Regions from separate parts of the Mus musculus genome. Here region 1 is linked to region 2. The links are chromatin loops, found by intact Hi-C in ENCODE. Cell type or tissue: left cerebral cortex. All regions are shown on one strand. Each heading gives the region's core, and the rest is flanking DNA. Links, peaks and the distances in the headings are about the cores only. Region 1 overlaps Cd86 (CD86 antigen). Region 2 holds the start of Fam162a (family with sequence similarity 162, member A).

What was found. Peaks named below come from ENCODE experiments on the same cell type or tissue, not always from the same donor. Only the 100,000 strongest peaks of a DNase experiment are listed, where the experiment ranks them.
Region 1: it touches region 2 in a loop (2.2-fold over the local background); 2 of 42 quality-filtered maps call a loop at or near these places.

What each region holds. Positions count from the first base shown.
Region 1 is chr16:36,617,383-36,625,719 of GRCm38, reverse strand. Cd86 (CD86 antigen) reads left to right here. Exons shown (of 8, transcript NM_019388.3): 3 at 4,681-5,016; 4 at 7,094-7,390. Among named protein-coding and RNA genes, the nearest start is that of Cd86, 45 kb to the left of the region's middle. In left cerebral cortex, for the core only: a CTCF peak has its summit at 3,198 (motif pointing right); DNase peaks (open chromatin) are centred at 3,195 and 4,679.
Region 2 is chr16:36,066,018-36,074,354 of GRCm38, reverse strand. It overlaps Fam162a (family with sequence similarity 162, member A), which reads left to right and starts at 2,794. Exons shown (of 5, transcript NM_027342.2): 1 at 2,794-2,885. The coding sequence starts at 2,852. Ccdc58 (coiled-coil domain containing 58) reads right to left here and starts at 2,695. Exons shown (of 5, transcript NM_198645.2): 1 at 2,218-2,695. The coding sequence starts at 2,268. In left cerebral cortex, for the core only: CTCF peaks have their summits at 2,231, 2,848 and 4,327 (motif pointing left); DNase peaks (open chromatin) are centred at 2,320, 2,687 and 4,432; H3K4me3 peaks cover 2,524 bases; H3K27ac peaks cover 1,437 bases.

The DNA of each region.
Region 1 (8,337 bases), core at 83-8,082, 550 kb before region 2:
ATACCATTGTTATGCCCCTGATCAATTGCTACCAGTGTGGCTGGCAAAGGACAACCCTGTGGGGTCTGTTCTCTTCTTCCACCTTTAAGTGGGTCCTGAGGGTTAAACTCGGCTTATCAGGCTTGCACAACAACCTTCTAGGCCATCTCATGGGCCCTTCACTCTGGGAATGCTCCAGACTGGCCTTAGAGTAGCTATGACCATAGGTGCATCCACCATGCTTAGTCCAGTTGGACATCTGGCAGTTGTTCTCTTCTTGTCTGAATCTCCAGGTTTTAGGGTTCTTATTTCGCCTGACCAACACCACTGGTCAACAATAACCCTGGAGTGGGAGAGTCTTCCTTCACTTAAAGACGTACATTAAACAGCTTCAGATTCTTGTGTTGTGGAGAGGCGGACTCTCTTCCCCCAGATTCTGTAGGTTCTGGCTTGGGTGGTACATGAAAATAGCATTCATGGGTCTCCTTTTAGCTCTATCTCTTGTCATTGTCTACCAACACTAAATCAAGTACCTGGGGTAAACTAACAATTCAAACTTAATCTACTCAAAGAGCCATTAGTTCAGCTGCTGTCTTGGGGCCTTTTCAGATTTAAGAGGAAATAGAGTGTATCTCTTGCTATCTACTTGAAAACATCCAACAAGCCATCGGATATGGTGCCTGGGACTTGACTAATGGCTATGGACTGGAGATACGCACCTTGTAGCTTATCCCTGAGAGTTCAATCAGTGGGCATACAGAATAAATCCCAGAGTAAACAGACACATGGACCAGGAAGTCAGACTGAGGAAGTTAATTCCAAGTAAACTGGAGTTTAAAGCCATGTTACTTTTGGTACAATGGCCAGATGGGGTGAGGTCCAAAAGAGCACAGAGCTTTCTTGATGAAAACTGGTAACACCTTTTGTCAGAAAAGCTTCAGGAGAGACAGGAGTGAGCCGTGTAGGGGGAGAAAGCTGTCTCTGCTCACTAGGGAATCGAACAGAAAAGAAAAGCAAGGGCAGAGGGGACCTGTTGAGACAGGATGATGAGCCTGGAGGCTGTGTTTAGAGAAGTAGACTATCACAAATTTCAAATGTTACCTATCTGTTCAGTGAGATTATTTCCTGTAAGGGTACTTACCCACCCAGCTGTAAGATCAGATCTGTAGATTCGAAAAAAGTTTCTTTAGCATAACTTCTACCAGGGCCAAGAGATATATTTAGTGGCTTTTTACTGGTGAGAAATGGTTAAAAAGCTGTATTATGGATTTATTTTGTGTGTGTGTGTGTGTGTGTGTGTGTGTGTGCTGTCCAGTATAATAGCCACTATCCATATGTGACTCATTAAGTTTTAATTAATTAAGATTAAACAAGATGAAAAAAAATTCAATTTCCCTCTCCAGCACTGTAAAAAATGATCCAGTTTCTTGGTCACAGTTACTACTTGTTGAGGATTCACATTGTGCAAAACCAGAGAAGAATTCTCTCCTCTCAAAGTATTCTTTCGGAGGAATAATACTGTGAAATCAAAGACTGGGGTCTAAGAGAGCTAACATCTCAACAAAGTTGAAGAACAGCTATGAAGAAAATGAGAGTAAACACTGGGGGTCAGATCTGAGGTATTAAGCCCTCTGGGACACTGCTCAGGATTGTGCCATGGGAAATGGAGGGTTGCTGAGCAGGTCTGTGGGTGAAGGTCTCTGTGGTAGATAAAGTAAGGAACTTTGACACAAGGTTGTTGGCAGACTTGTTATTGATGAATAAACTGTTACATTATCTTGGTGGTTATGTTGAGTATTGGTTAGAGAGAAGAGCCTTGAATATAATGCCGAAATCCTCCTTGAATGAGGACACAGTGACCAATAGTTAGTACTTCATAACCATGAGATAGGAGACACCTCTGAGTGGAGAGGTGCTCCTCAAAGCCCTTGCTGAGGAAGCCAGGAGTGTCTTGTGGGCCACATGGAGTCCTTTGGGTAGAACTAGATTCCATGGAAAGGACATAGAGGGTAATATTTATTGAAGAGGATCAGCTATAGTGGGATCTAGTACAATGGAACGGGACTTTCAGCGGGCCTAGAAAGGCTTTGGGCGAAGTTTACAGAAAGAACAAGAACCTTGGAGTGTAACAAGCAAAGAAAATGCAGAAGAGATGATGAGTTTGGGGTAACCGACCAGGGAAGACTGATATTCTGGTGAGGTCATAGACTCACAAAGTGGGACACTCCAGGGGTTTCTGTCTGCAGAGGTCCTTCAGTATTCTTGATCACTGGTTCCTGAGTGGGGAGATATGTGGCTGAATTCTTGTGTCCTTGGCTCCTGGCTGCATCATAACAATCAGTCATAGCTAAGTCTAAAGCATTTCTTTAACCCACATGTTAGAAGAGGGAGGATTTCTCAGTGCTTTCCACCAATGGAATTCTAGGGAGTTCACTTGCTTTGAGGCCCCAAGTTCTGGGGACCATAACAGTGGAGGCCTGAAGGCACTGGGAAAGAACAGACCTTGAGTCAAATCTTCCCGATATGGTCACAGCTAAGATATGTCTGCTTGGTTCAGAGTACAATCAAGACAATCAGGGTCTGATGACAAACCAAGCATGTGGAATGTGAAATACTTTCAGTTCCATTCAGAATGGCTACAGAGTAGTTTCTCGCCCCGTGGGGAGGAGAAGGGGACTGGAGAGGTAGAAGTGTATGTGGCTGGTTATCAGCTCTGATCCCCTCAGCTTCCCAAATAGAAGTTCATGGTAAAATGCAGGTTCTGATTCAGATCTTGTGTGGAACCAGAGAGTCTGTGTTTCTGACCAGCCCTCAGGTGAGGCCAAAGGCTTTGGTCTACTTTTTATTGGTAGGTAAAGAGGGAACTGAGGGAAGATGAAGTCCCTGTTACTTTGTGGGAGAGGGGGACTGGGTCAGAGAAGTTGGAGAGGGAGTGAATGGAAAGGAGATTGGGTACTCTGGGTCTCCACAGAAGAAAAAGAGTCTGTGTGTTGAGCGGATGTAAGAATCTCAGAGTGAGTTCACTTCTAGACCCAGGAAGTGCAACTAAAAACTGGGCAATATAAGAACACACCAACCAATAGCTGGCCAGTGCTTTGCTTCAGCTGCCTGCTTGGTTTCTCCATCAGAAATCATTTGCCCAGAATCACAATAAGTTAGAGCCAAACCAGAATATGTCCTGCCCTCCGCACAGTCCACCAGTCCTCACCAAACTTCGAACATTTACAGTAGGTGGCACTCTTGCCTCTCACTTAAGAGATTAGCAGAGGTGGAACAAAAAGCCAAATACAATAAATTTTTCTTAGGTCAATTTTTTGGTATTGTGGGAACTCAGTGATCTCCCTCTTCCCTCTGATGCAGACATGCATGTGTCCTTCACGGATGTCTGGAGTATCCTCTGAGACCCCTTGATTGTAGGTTCTCATGGGGTGTTCTGCTTTGCCAAGTCCATGCCATCGTACCTGCCTATACTATTTCCTGTTTAAAGGGAGGCTAATTGGTCAGGTCAGTTTAACTTCTGACTCACCACCACTGTGAGTGGGACTCCTCATCTCCCTCACCCATCACTGGCCCTCCCTTCCCTCCCTTCCTGAAGTCCCGAAGGACGAGCTGTTTTTATGAAGACTCTCCTCCATTCTTCTCCCCATTGCAGCCTCCAGCTTCATATGAGCCTTTAAAAGGCACACCCACCTCACCTTTCACCTTTCACCTTTCACCTCTCGCCTCTCATCTCCCTCTATTTATTTTCTTTGCTGAGTCTCCAGCAATTCTGTGGCCTAGAAAAAGTCCCATAAGCTGGCTTATGCCAGTGCGTCCTCTCTCTGAACTTTTCCATCATTGCTCCCTTTGGGTTCTAAAAGTTTCCAGGGCACTGCAGCCCAGGAGTAGCCATTGGTTTCTTCAGGGTTTCTGCAGTATGACAAGGCTCATCCTCACCTTCCCACATACAGTTCTCTCCCAGCAGCTTGCTCATCTTCCTTAAATATCCTGACCTCTATCATCTCCCAAGAGCCATTACATTTGCCCAGCTTCCTTTCTGGTCCCTGAAAGATTCTAGAGAGGTCACTGAGAATAGAGACATTGCTTGACACTTGAGTCACTTCAAACCCCCTTTTTCTCTGGCTCTGGGAGTGGAGGCTGTGGGGGCAGGAACTAGTTGAATGTCAAAGAAGTGACTCAGTAGGGCTCCCAAATAATGGAGACTAATAAAAGGTGGTAGCAAGTGAGGAACCATCCATCATCAACAATCTTTAAAAAAACAAAAAACAAAAAACAAAAAAACCCAAAAAAACCAAAAACATAGCAGACCAAAGTATAAAGGGATTGCATGGGGCAGGCAGGGTTTAGGCAGATGGCATAGCAGTTGTGGAGGCCTGTAGCAATTATGATGATGGTAGTCAATGCTCTGGTTTTGAAATTCGCAGAAGCACAGAGAGAATCCTAGAACATTACTACAGACCACTTCCTTAATCTGGTGAGAAAACAGATTCACAAAGTTTGCAGCCTGCACATGTGAACCAAGTGGAGCAAAACGAAAGCCTGAGCTTCAGACGTCCAGCATGGATGCCTGGTTCCAGATCCTAGCACCCACCTCTCCAGTACTATCACTGCCTGACAAGCTGGAAGCTGGGTGCTGTTTCAGAGCAAGGGATCTTCCTCTTCTTGTCTCCTCTTTCCTAATTCTCAGTTTTTCTATTTTAGATGCTGTTTCCGTGGAGACGCAAGCTTATTTCAATGGGACTGCATATCTGCCGTGCCCATTTACAAAGGCTCAAAACATAAGCCTGAGTGAGCTGGTAGTATTTTGGCAGGACCAGCAAAAGTTGGTTCTGTACGAGCACTATTTGGGCACAGAGAAACTTGATAGTGTGAATGCCAAGTACCTGGGCCGCACGAGCTTTGACAGGAACAACTGGACTCTACGACTTCACAATGTTCAGATCAAGGACATGGGCTCGTATGATTGTTTTATACAAAAAAAGCCACCCACAGGATCAATTATCCTCCAACAGACATTAACAGAACTGTCAGTGATCGGTATGTGGTCAGTGCTGTGTTTAGATTGTCGGCTGCTCAGATGAGACCATGACTGAGCAAAGAAACATTGAGGGTGGATATTTGAACAGACTGGAAATGAAGGCAGAAGAGAGTCACTTCTAGAAAGTCCATTTGGAGGGAATGTGGGGTCTGAGAGTGGGGAGCTGAAAGCCCTTTGTACTTTGACAGCTTGTTTCTTGGAGATCAGTGAGAATTTTTTGAGATAAGATAGGGCTAGGTGAACAAAGCAACACAGACAGATTATAACAATGGACAATGTAGCCACTCCTTCTATTTTCTCCTTTTAGTCTAAGATTTTTTTCCACCCGTAGTAATCTGGGTCTCTTGCTTTATCTCTTAGGGTTCTGTCATTCTGAGAATAGCGTATAAATGGAGCTGAACTTTAATCTTTAAGATGAACTTCTTTTATTCAGCAAAATGCCTTTTGTGTTTCATATAAGTTGAGTGTATCAAAAATTTGGAAGTTTTATTTTTTTTAATTGATGAATTCCATTATACTGTCAATCACTGAAAGATACTGGGTTGTTTCCAGTTTGAAGCTGTGACAAACTGAGCTGCTATGCAAGTGTCAGCCTCTGTGTGGATGTATTTGTATTTCTCTAGTGTAGATTCATTCTGAGGCATAATGTTGCTGGACTCGAATGAATTCTTCACGAACTTGGAAAAGGCAGACTGACACCTTTTGAGAAATAATCCTCCTAGAATGAACCATTTCTAAATCCACAGGATAAACCACAGGATAAAACAGGCAAACCCAGACACAGCATGGAGGGTTGCTCTCCTTGAGCGTGACTTGATTCAGTCGTGGCTACAGGGCTTCCATTTAACAAGGTGCTAAGTTTGGGTTCTCAGGGTGTGGCAGGCCCCTTTGGAGAAACAGTGTGTTTTAGGAGGGGGCACAGACCAGCCTTTAAAACAGGTTGTCTATTCATTATAATGTGTATCAGTACTACAACTTAACTCATGACTGCAAAAGAGATTGTTGATGAAGCTGAATGGACTCTAGCAATTCTTACCAAACATCAGCAGAATGTTCAGGGAGCACAATGAGATTGCAAAAACTCAAAAGAGGATGGCATGCAAATGACTTCCATTGTTACATTGTTACATGTTACATTGTTACATGGTACAATCATTTTGCTTATGAGTTCCGCCTTTAGTGGCTGAGCCATCTCTCCAGTTTCGTACTCAATTATCAACTAATATGTAGAATCCACACGTGTCAGGTCCAGGATCTTTGTGCCAGTGTACTTCAGCCCTAAAAACACACAGTGGTAAACAAAGAGGAGAGAGTTTTGAATTTGCCTCCATATGAATCATTTTTTTCAGCAGAGTGGTCTGCAACCTTCCTAATGCTGTGACCCTTTAATATACTTCCTTATGTTGTGGTGACCCCCAACCATACAATTATTTAGTTTCTACTTCATAATGGTAATTTTGCTACTGTTATGAATCATAATGTAAACATCTGATATGCAGAATATCTAATACATGAACACCCCCCACCCCCGCAAAGGGGTCACAACCCATGGGTTGAGAATTACCACTGTTACAGCACATAAAGTTAGACTATGATAGTCATGTCAAAAACCAACAATCTAAGTTTGTAAGCAGAAAGACCTCCCTTATTACTCTTACTTGTAGGTTCTTAAAGATGAGACCCAGAGCATGCAAGGACCATAAACCCTGTGAGTTCTTGATGGAAATTTACCTCATCCCTGAGTGGGAAGGTGAGATGTTTCCCTGTGGGAATGGAGGCCAGATAGTTAGAGTTGAGACCCCAGTTCTTAGAGTAGTGGCTTCACTATAGACCTTGGTAAGATAATTTTAGGTAGCCTATGTCTCAGAGAGCATTCTCTAGAGGAACAAGTAGATGTCTTGAAAGATAACTGTACGTTTATTATGCAGCCCTCACTATGGGCTGAGGCCCACATGGAATATACCTTGAGATGGTCAGGTCTATTCTGATCAGAAAACTGGCTGTCAGTCACTTGTCATTCCTTTGTATCGACATCTACATTTAGGTTGACTGATTCCATCTTTATTCTGCTTCCAGCCAACTTCAGTGAACCTGAAATAAAACTGGCTCAGAATGTAACAGGAAATTCTGGCATAAATTTGACCTGCACGTCTAAGCAAGGTCACCCGAAACCTAAGAAGATGTATTTTCTGATAACTAATTCAACTAATGAGTATGGTGATAACATGCAGATATCACAAGATAATGTCACAGAACTGTTCAGTATCTCCAACAGCCTCTCTCTTTCATTCCCGGATGGTGTGTGGCATATGACCGTTGTGTGTGTTCTGGAAACGGAGTCAATGAAGATTTCCTCCAAACCTCTCAATTTCAGTAAGTCTGCTTCCTAAGTATTTATTTCACAAGGTGCTATAAGCAAATCTTTTATCCAAATTATCCAATGTTTACTGATTGCTGAAAAACCTTCTAGCAGACCACTAGGAAGGAGCCAAATAGAAGGCTATTTTTACATTTTCATGACTCAAGATCCAAGCTATACTTGAAGAAACATGGTCTTAGCCCTGAAACTGACCCAGTCTTTGGAATTATCCTTGGATGGAGGACAATGAGATGCTGTGGATACAAAATAGAGGATATTTCCTAGCAAGAAGCTTTCAACTGACTAAAACACACACACACACATACACACAAATATATATATATGACAATCATATATACCTGCCTCTCAATGGTACTTATTATGCATATAGACTCATTGTAGTCATTGTTGGCTGTAAAGCTGAAAACTCAGAAGATATCTTCTAGTTCTTGAGACTCTCCCAGGAAAATAAGAAATCCACGATGTACATATATGACAACCAAGTTTTTTTTAAAAGATGAAATTCAAGTCTAAATTATAGCTCATGGAAACAACTGCCTAAATTTAAAACAAGCTGATCATCAGTTCTATGAGCATTCAGAGGCAGGCAAGATCTTTGAAAGTCATGTAAGTCTTCCTAAAGGCACTGGGGCCTTATCCTACTGTAAAACAGTTACTGATACTGATAACAGACTATTGGACTTAGTAAACATGACAAAAATAGAAGGGAGGGCGATATAGAGTTCTCTATGAAAGACCCTCACATTTGCAGTGACTTTCTGCATGCTCAGCCAGTGAGAGAACCACAGCAAATTAGCTGTACCCAAAAGGAGCAGGAAATATGTTCAAGAAAAGACTGAGTGAAGGCATGCTTGCAGCATCTTCTTGATGTGCTTCCACAGTGATGAAAGAAGAGGTTGAAACTCAGTGTCAGCTTTGCCCCATAGAGAGCTAGCCTAAC
Region 2 (8,337 bases), core at 143-8,142:
GAAAACAGCCTGCATGCCAGGAAAAGACCTCACCAGAAGCCAACCCCAACACAACCCTAATCTTGGAATTCTGGCTTCCAGGACTTTAAGAAACCACATTTCTGCTGTTTAAGTCACTTAGGACTGTAGTATTTAGTTACGGCTGCATGAACAGGCTAAAAATGTACCCAATAGCTGGGCGTGGTGGCATATGCCTTTAGTCCCAGCACTTGGGAGGCAGAGGCAGGAGAATTTCTGAGTTCAAGGCCAGCCTGGTCTACAGAGTGAGAGTATTCCAGGACAGCCAGGGCTACACAGAGAAAGCCTGTCTCAAAAAACCAAAAAATAAAAAATGTACCCAGTAAATTGTTGATTATATGTTAAAATGAGATTTGAAGCATCCAATTTTAAACTTTTTAAAAAATTCTATTTAGCTTTGGAAATAGGATGTTTTCTGGGAATGCTACAATGAAGGGGAATGCAAAAAGTTCAAAACTCTTTAAAAACCTTTTAAGCTTAAAATACATAGTTGTGTGAAAACAACATTAAGAATTACTAATAGTTGGAACTTGACAGAAAGTGACAGGGATTGCATAGGAAAGCCCATGAGAAAACTTTTGAAAATAAAAGGATCAATTTTGATGTTGACATAAGTCTGCCTTAAGAATATGTCCATGAAACTAGGAGGAGCATTTGTAAATACCTGTGCCCTGCATCATATGCAAAATATAACCCTCCAAATAGTAAACAAGTCCGGAACTTCATTCAATTTGCATGCAGCATATTTAAAAGCACTCATTTGTTTCAAGTGACTTTAAAAACCCTTTTTTTTGTTTGTTTGTTTGGTTGGTTGGTTGGTTTGTTTGGTTTTCTTGGTTAGGATACCTACATACAAAGTGATCTAACAACTCTTGAGAATATTAATTTTGTTTAGTAATTTGTGAGAATTCCAGTCAACCATGTTTTTCATAATTTTACCAAATTCATCTAAATGTAAATGCCATAGTAATGTTTTACATTGTTACAGTACCTTCATGTATGTTCTGGTTCTATCTGTGAAGGAGTGGGAACAAAAATTAATGCCTATTTACAAAATTAAAACATATGCTAAGACTGGTTCTGGGTAAACAAATCTTTTGATTTTTTTTTTTTTTAAACTCACAGATTCATTAGGTCTTTTGGCCAAGGGGCTGGAGAGATGATGGTTCAGTGGATAAGAGTATCTGTCTGTTCTTGCAGAGGACTCAGGTTCAATTCCTAGCACCCATATGGCAACTTGCAAAAGTTTGTAACTTCAGTCCTAAGAGATACAATGCCCTCTTTTGGCCTCTGCAGCTAATGCACAGATGTGGTGCACAGAAATACATGCCCACAAAACACCGATGCCCATAAAAATAAATGTTAAAAAAATACTTTTGGCCTAATTATTTACCAAATAAATCAATTTGGTGAGGTTATCTTCAAGAATACCACTACCTACAAGCTACTCAAAGTATTACGGTTACTACAGATAGGGAAATGACATGTTTAACAAATTTTACTATCTCTACTTAAAATACACTTTTAAAGGTCATGTTTTTTTGTTTTTTTGTTTTTTTGTTTAGCTTCAACTCTAATTTAATAGCAGAACCATCATTGTGAATTGATCAACATCCGGATCGTTATTCTTGAATTCTTGGTTAACTATTCAACCTTTGAAATTTTTAGTACCAAAAAAGACACATATTTGACTTAAGTGTTACACCTTCTCTCGGGATCAAGAAGGCGATAGCACAGACCAAGTATTTGACTTAACCCTCCCCCAAGCTTCCAAATATTCATTGTATCGCACCACACACATAAAAAGGCACTATGCCAAATACTTTATCAAGTACACAAGGTCTCTTTCACTTTTTCTCTCCCACAAAATCTCAACTTAGAAGTAGGGGAGTTTTGGTAGAAGCTGGGAATGAAGTTCGGAGAACTACTGAACTATTAACTATCCCTACCCACAGCTTCAGAGCTCGGCCTGACCGCTCCAGAATGACCCGGTGAGCCTCCGGCACCTCCTACGCTGAGCACCTCCGCTTTCCAAGGCCACCCCCAGCCCCCATGACCTCCAAAGGCTCCCCTATAAAAAGCTCTGAGCAACTTGCTTTTCCTACAGTTTGTCTATCCTCCCTTCCCGGACCAAAGCACCGACTGGGACGTGGGGACAAAAGGCTGGACAAGCTTGCCACGTGTGGAAAACCTCATCACCTGGAACTCGGCGAACTCTTCACAGTTCACACTGCCACTGGGCGCCGCCATATTGAACGAACACGAGGACCCCCGCAGCCGACCAATCACCGTGGAGCAGAGGTGTCCGCGGTGCTGCCTGACAGCAAATACCGTGAGCCCGGGCGGTTGCCTTTCCTCTCGCTAAGCCTAGAGCATCGGGTTGCTAATGAGGGATGAGCCCCTCGAAGAAGCGTCGAGAAACTAACGGCGTTTGGGGAGGTGAGGGTGGGCAAGCGGTGAGAATGACTAGATGTTTTTAAAAACATAGCTAAGTGGAAAGCAGGCTTCCTTCGGGCATTCCCGAAGCCCGGACGCCATAGGGCCCTGGTCCCGAGTCCCTCCGCGTGTGTGACTCGCTTGCACAGTCCTAAAACACTACTCAGCGCTTCGCAGTTGGCAGACATCGCCCTCCCTCCTCCGCCTTCATCATGCCCGGGCAGGCAGGGCGTTTGGCCGCATCCTCCGCTCGTCGCGCACGTCCCGCACGCCCGCTGCGTCACGCCGGCACGCCCCGCCCACCCCGCCAGCGCCCTCCCCACGCGGGCCCTTGGTGACATTGAGCGCCAGCGCCGCGGCCGCCGTGGGGTGCTGTGCGTCGGCGGAGCGGGTGGCCATGTGGAGCCTCGGCGGCCTGCGCCTGGCGGCTGGTGAGACGCGGGTCTGCGGGCGGCAGGAGGGGGCATCGCCGGTGGGGGTGTCCTGCTTACTGCAACCGTGTGAGGACCGCAGCGCCTTAGCAGACGCGGGGGGCTGGCCGAGACCCTGGTATCTGGCGCTCATTCACGCAGCTCCCATCTTAAGTTAGTGCCTTGATGCCTCCACCTGGTCCCCATCCTCCTGTGAGCTCCTATTAAGAGTTATCCACGGAAGTAATGCTTTCCACCCTGACTTTCTCCTATCCGTTATTCTACTTGTGCCTTCCTACTTGTCCCTCCCTCTTTAGGTGAGGGACTCAAAGATCTCACAGAATACGAGTAATTGTTGCCTTAAGTTGTGGGTGGTAGTACATACTTTTAAACAATAGTGCGGTAAGTGCCGGGACTCTCTTAGGGGAAAGTGTTATGCTAATAACGTAAGGTCTATAGCCTGTTTTCTCAGTAAACATTGGAGCGGTTGAGTGTTTTGGAGTCTGGTAACGTGAACGTATCCCGCCTCGGGGAAATCTAGAGAGCCTTGAATTATCAAGTTGAGAAATCAGAGAGTTTGCAGCTTGTATCTTGAGGGTCTTTAGAGGGTAGCTTACCTTTTGATCATCTTTATGAACTTTCATGATCTATCCTTTGTTCCATGGCATCAAATTACTACAGAGTTGTTAAATTTTTAGAGAAAGAATAGCTCCACGTTTTGTTATTGGAGTAATGTATATTGTAAATGTAATTGAAGCAATGCAAAAAAAAAAAAATAGTACATGGAGAATAGTTGCGTAAAGAGTAGCCGGTGAAGAGGTTAGATTTTACCGACTGAAAGACCTTTCAATGGGTCAGCATTGCTTACACCCTTAAAAACTCACACCCACTCTGCTCTAGAAAGAAAACGGAGAAAGAGAAAAAGCACTCATTCTTTTACTGGTTTTGATTTGTATCAGTTAAGATCTAATCATCTAAAATCTCGATGTGCATGTTTATTAAGTATTACAAAGTTTTCAAAAGAGCAAGCAAAAGAATCAGCAACCTGTGAGTTATGTGAAAGTCACTTAAACACTGGCAGTAGTTACTTTTCTAGACTGTAGCACACGTCATGGAAAGCTAAAGTGTCTTGGAAGATTTCTGATGTTTTGGAACTTCTCTGCTGGGCCTCTAACCAAGACAGACTTCCTTGCACAATTTAACAACAATTTTACTTCCGATGGGGAATGTTTTAATAGCACACCAAGGATGTTATGGGCAACGACTGCCAGGTGATCTGTGAGTGTCTGGTGTGTTGTGAGCACCTTCCAGTGATTTCTTTTACTTTTACCTATTTTATTAATAAAAGCGCTTTCTGATTTACATTATCTGATTTCTACAGCGCCCCCCTTGAATCTTATTCCCTCCTGTCTTTATAAATAAACATAAATCACAGGGCTAAATAACTTGTGTAGCACCACCTGGTGATAAAAGTCAGCACCAAAGGAGGGCAGTGAGTTTGTGTTATCCGAGTTCCTTGCTGCTGTTGATGCTGCTGCTGGAATATGCGCATGTGTAAGTTAACCATCTTATAGCCAGATGGAGCTTTTTTGTTTTCTTTTGGGACATTCACTATGTAGCTCCGGCTGCCATGGACCTCACTATGTGGACCAGGCTGGTCTCACAGATACCCTCCCCGGTGCAGCTGGGGCTCCTTAAGGTGAAATGCAGATGTGTTTGTGAGGTGGACATACACTTTCATACACAAATGGACTTTCAAGAACCAACTGCGATTTGATAAATAACATTGACCAAGTGTGTGGCAGCTCAATTAGAAATGTAATCTAGGCATTGTTTTCTTATTCAGAATACTATTCAGAATAAGGTCCTCAATTTAAGCAGTGGAGCTGTGCGTAACCGCTTCCTTTGGAACTCCTGGGTGGACTCCCTTCGCAAACAGCCTAGAGGGTTTATGGGCTTTAGTTGCTTGTTGCATGAATGTAGTTGTAGATAGATGCAGGTCAAAGTTGTTACAGAATTGCTACAGGTGAGAGGTCTTGTGAGCTTCTGAAATCATGTTCTGACGTTTATGATCATGTACTAGGAAGAGGGACCGAGGCTTAACGTCCATATCCCAGCAGTGCCGGTTCTCTTAAGAAGCACAACTGTTAAGACTCCGAGGCTAACTAGCTTCTCACCCACCCTGCCATGACTTCCATTAGCATCAAGATTAGCTTTGCCATAGAGTTACTAAGTTCTCAGCTCTTACAAGTATCTGTTAGTACATATTGTTTCGATGGAAGGACTCTAGGAAATATCTTGGATTAAGCAAATATAAGGTAAGTTTTCACATCTCTTTTCTCCTGAAAGCTGAATAAAATAGATACAACTTTTAAGATATTGTATCTTTATTTAGATGTGTGTTGTATGTGGAGTCTGTGTACACATTTTGTGCCCGGGTGAAGGCCCAAGAAGGACATGGGTTTCCTGCTCCATCACCCTACTTTATTCCCTCACTGAGCCTGGAACTAGGCTGGCAGCCAGCAAACCCAGAGATCCTCAGGTCTCCACCCCTCACCGCGCTGTTCCTTACAGCACTAAGGAGCCACACCTGGCTCCTTACGTAAGGGTAGAGGAGTCAGACTTATCCACTGATCCATCTCCTCGGCTCCAAGACATTGTAGCTTTCAGTAGGGTGATTGAGTCAGAAGAATGAATAGACTTACATAGTATTCTTCGTACCTTGAAGAAGTTCTGTTGCCCTGTGCTCCATTGACTTGTCAGCTTTTACAGTGACCTTTTCATGGCTGTCACCAGTGCAGAAACCATGGGCTTCCCCTGTCTAACCCATATCCCAGAGCACTGAAGCCAAGCAGTATTTGAGAAGTCATCTAGTCCCTTAATGTATGCAGATGAAGGAACTTAGTACTGCTTTTGGCTTCTTGCCAGTGCCTCATTACTTACCCAGCTGTCCTGGAACCCTCAGCCTCTGAGCACTGGGATGTCAGTGTGCACCGCCACCCTGGCTGCAGGAGGAAACATACGGCATAGGAAGGGAACTTGCTTGCTAAGGGTCACGTAGGTTCAAAGCTGGGACATAACCAATATCTGCCTCCCACTCTGATTTTAGTTCTGCTCCAGTTTGCTCCTTCATTGTTCTTTTATCTGTTCTTGCTAACGAACCCTAAATGAGATCACATCCATTATAACTACTACAATTTTGACTTTGCTTATCATATTGCTCCAGGTAATGCCAGTGAGTTTCTATTTGAGCGTACACCGTGTGCCCCATACACTGCCAACTTCCTAGGGCTTTTTATTGCAGTGTATAAACCAACCCATATAATACAGCTAGAGAGCATACAGCATGTATTAGGCTCTAGGTTACAGAGCATACTGAGTGCTGCTGAGCTGGGTCCTGCTGGCATTGTGCACTTACCCCAACTTCAAAAATGGTAATGTCATCTCGGCAGCTTGAAATCTGCTGTGGTCACTTGAAAGCACTATAGGTCAGGGACTCCCTGCCCCTTTCTTCCTCCCAGGGGGCAGTACACTACTGACTTTAGAATTTAGAGGAAGGGAAAGGTTAAGGAGATAGGATTATCAACTGAAGGCTTCTGGGAAACAGGAAGTGATTTGAGCAAAGAAAAGAGGTAGTTAGGAGTCTGGAGAGGTGTAAAACAGGAAAAGCAGCAAGGAAAAATTCATATTACCTTGGAGCATTACGGGGGGAAGTGTGAGCTTGTAAAGAGTTGGAGCCAGATGAATTTTGGCAACAAGAGAAGGATTCAAAAAAAAGCTGTAGCATTAAAAAGGCAGCTGTGAAAAGAAAAAAAAAAAGGCAGCTGTGTACAGGATGCACTGCTATAACCTGTAAAGAGTGTGATGTAATGTGTGATGTAAGTGACTCAGTGGTTGAGAGTACTTGCTGCCCTTGCAGAGCATAGAGGCCTGGACTTTGGTCCCAGCACCTATGTGGGGCAGCTTCCAATCACCTGTAACTTCAGCTCCAAGGTCTCTGATGCCCTCTCCTGAGTTCCACAGACACTTGCACTCACGTGCACACCTGTACCTATAATTAAAAAATGTTTTTTAAAGATAATATTTTTTTATGTTGTATGTGTTAATGTTTGCCTGAATGTGTGTCTGTGCACACATGCATGCAGTGCTCGTGGAGGCCAGAAGAGAGTGTTGGATCTCCTGGGACTGGAGCTACAGAGGGCTGTGAGCTGCCATGTGGAAGCTAGGAACTGAACTCAGGTCCTTTAAAAGAGCAGCCACAACAAGCTCAAGGCCAGCTTGAGCAACTAATAAGACTGGTACGTGTGTACACACACACACAAAAGGGGGGATAGAAGAACAGGAATGCCCTCAAAGACCCGTTAATTGGGCAGAGTAGAAACCTTACTGTGTTGTAGGTATTGGTGGGTTATGGGTGATGGTGAGAAGAACTCTCAGTTAAAAACCTGTGAACCTCAGTCATCCATTACAGGGTCCTCAGTGAAGGAGCTGAAGAAAGTACCCACGATGCTGAAGGGGTTTGCAGCCCCCTAGGAGGAACAACAGTATGAACCAGTAACCCCAGAGCTCCCTGGGACTAAACCAGCAATCAGAGAAAACACATGGAGGGACTCGTGGTTCTAGCTGCATATGTAGCAGAGGATGGCCTTTTTGGTCATCAATGGGAGGACAGACCCTAGGTCCTGTGAAGGTTCTGTGCCCCAGTATAGGGGAATGCTGAGCCAGGAAGCAGGAATGGGTGGGTTGGGGAACGGGGATGGGGGAGAGGATAGGGGATTTTCGGAGGGGAAACTAGGAAAGGGGATAACATTTGAAATATAGATAAAGAAAATATCTAATAAAAAAAAAAGTGACAGTTAAAAAAAAAAAACCTGTGAACCTAAGAGAAGAAAAAATATAGAAGCCATTGTAGTGAAGTTACTTATTAAAATAGAATGGAGGAATCCTAACGGAGAGGCAGGAGCTCAGAGTCAGCTCAGAACACACCCAGACACCAAATTCTCAGCACAATGGAGATTTATTACCCCACAGGGACAAGCGTGGGGTTGGGGGAGAGTCTCTGGATAGGTCAGAGACAGAAAGCAGGTGTCTCTACTGAAGTGGGTTTTTTAGGGGGAAAGGGAAGCCCTAGGACAGGTTGGTAAGTCCTGATTGTACAGGTTAGCCAGTGTCGCCAAAAAAAATGAATTTTGATTGCTGGACCATGATGTTTAGTCTCTGGAATGAGTCAGTGGCCAAAAAAGGGAATAAACCTTGAGGGCTAGCTTTAAGAATGTAATCTAAGGGTTTTATAAGGGAGAGGGAAGGGGAAAGGGCAAAACCGGTCTGCAGTGTCGGGCTGCTAGAGAGCCCTTCAAATCCTCCCACGGTGGCACAAAGTAAGAGTAAGGAGGTCCTGATAGCTTAAAGATGGGAAGTGGAAAGAGGGTCATAAAAGATAGGACTGGCAAGTGGCTTGGCAGGTGAGAGCATT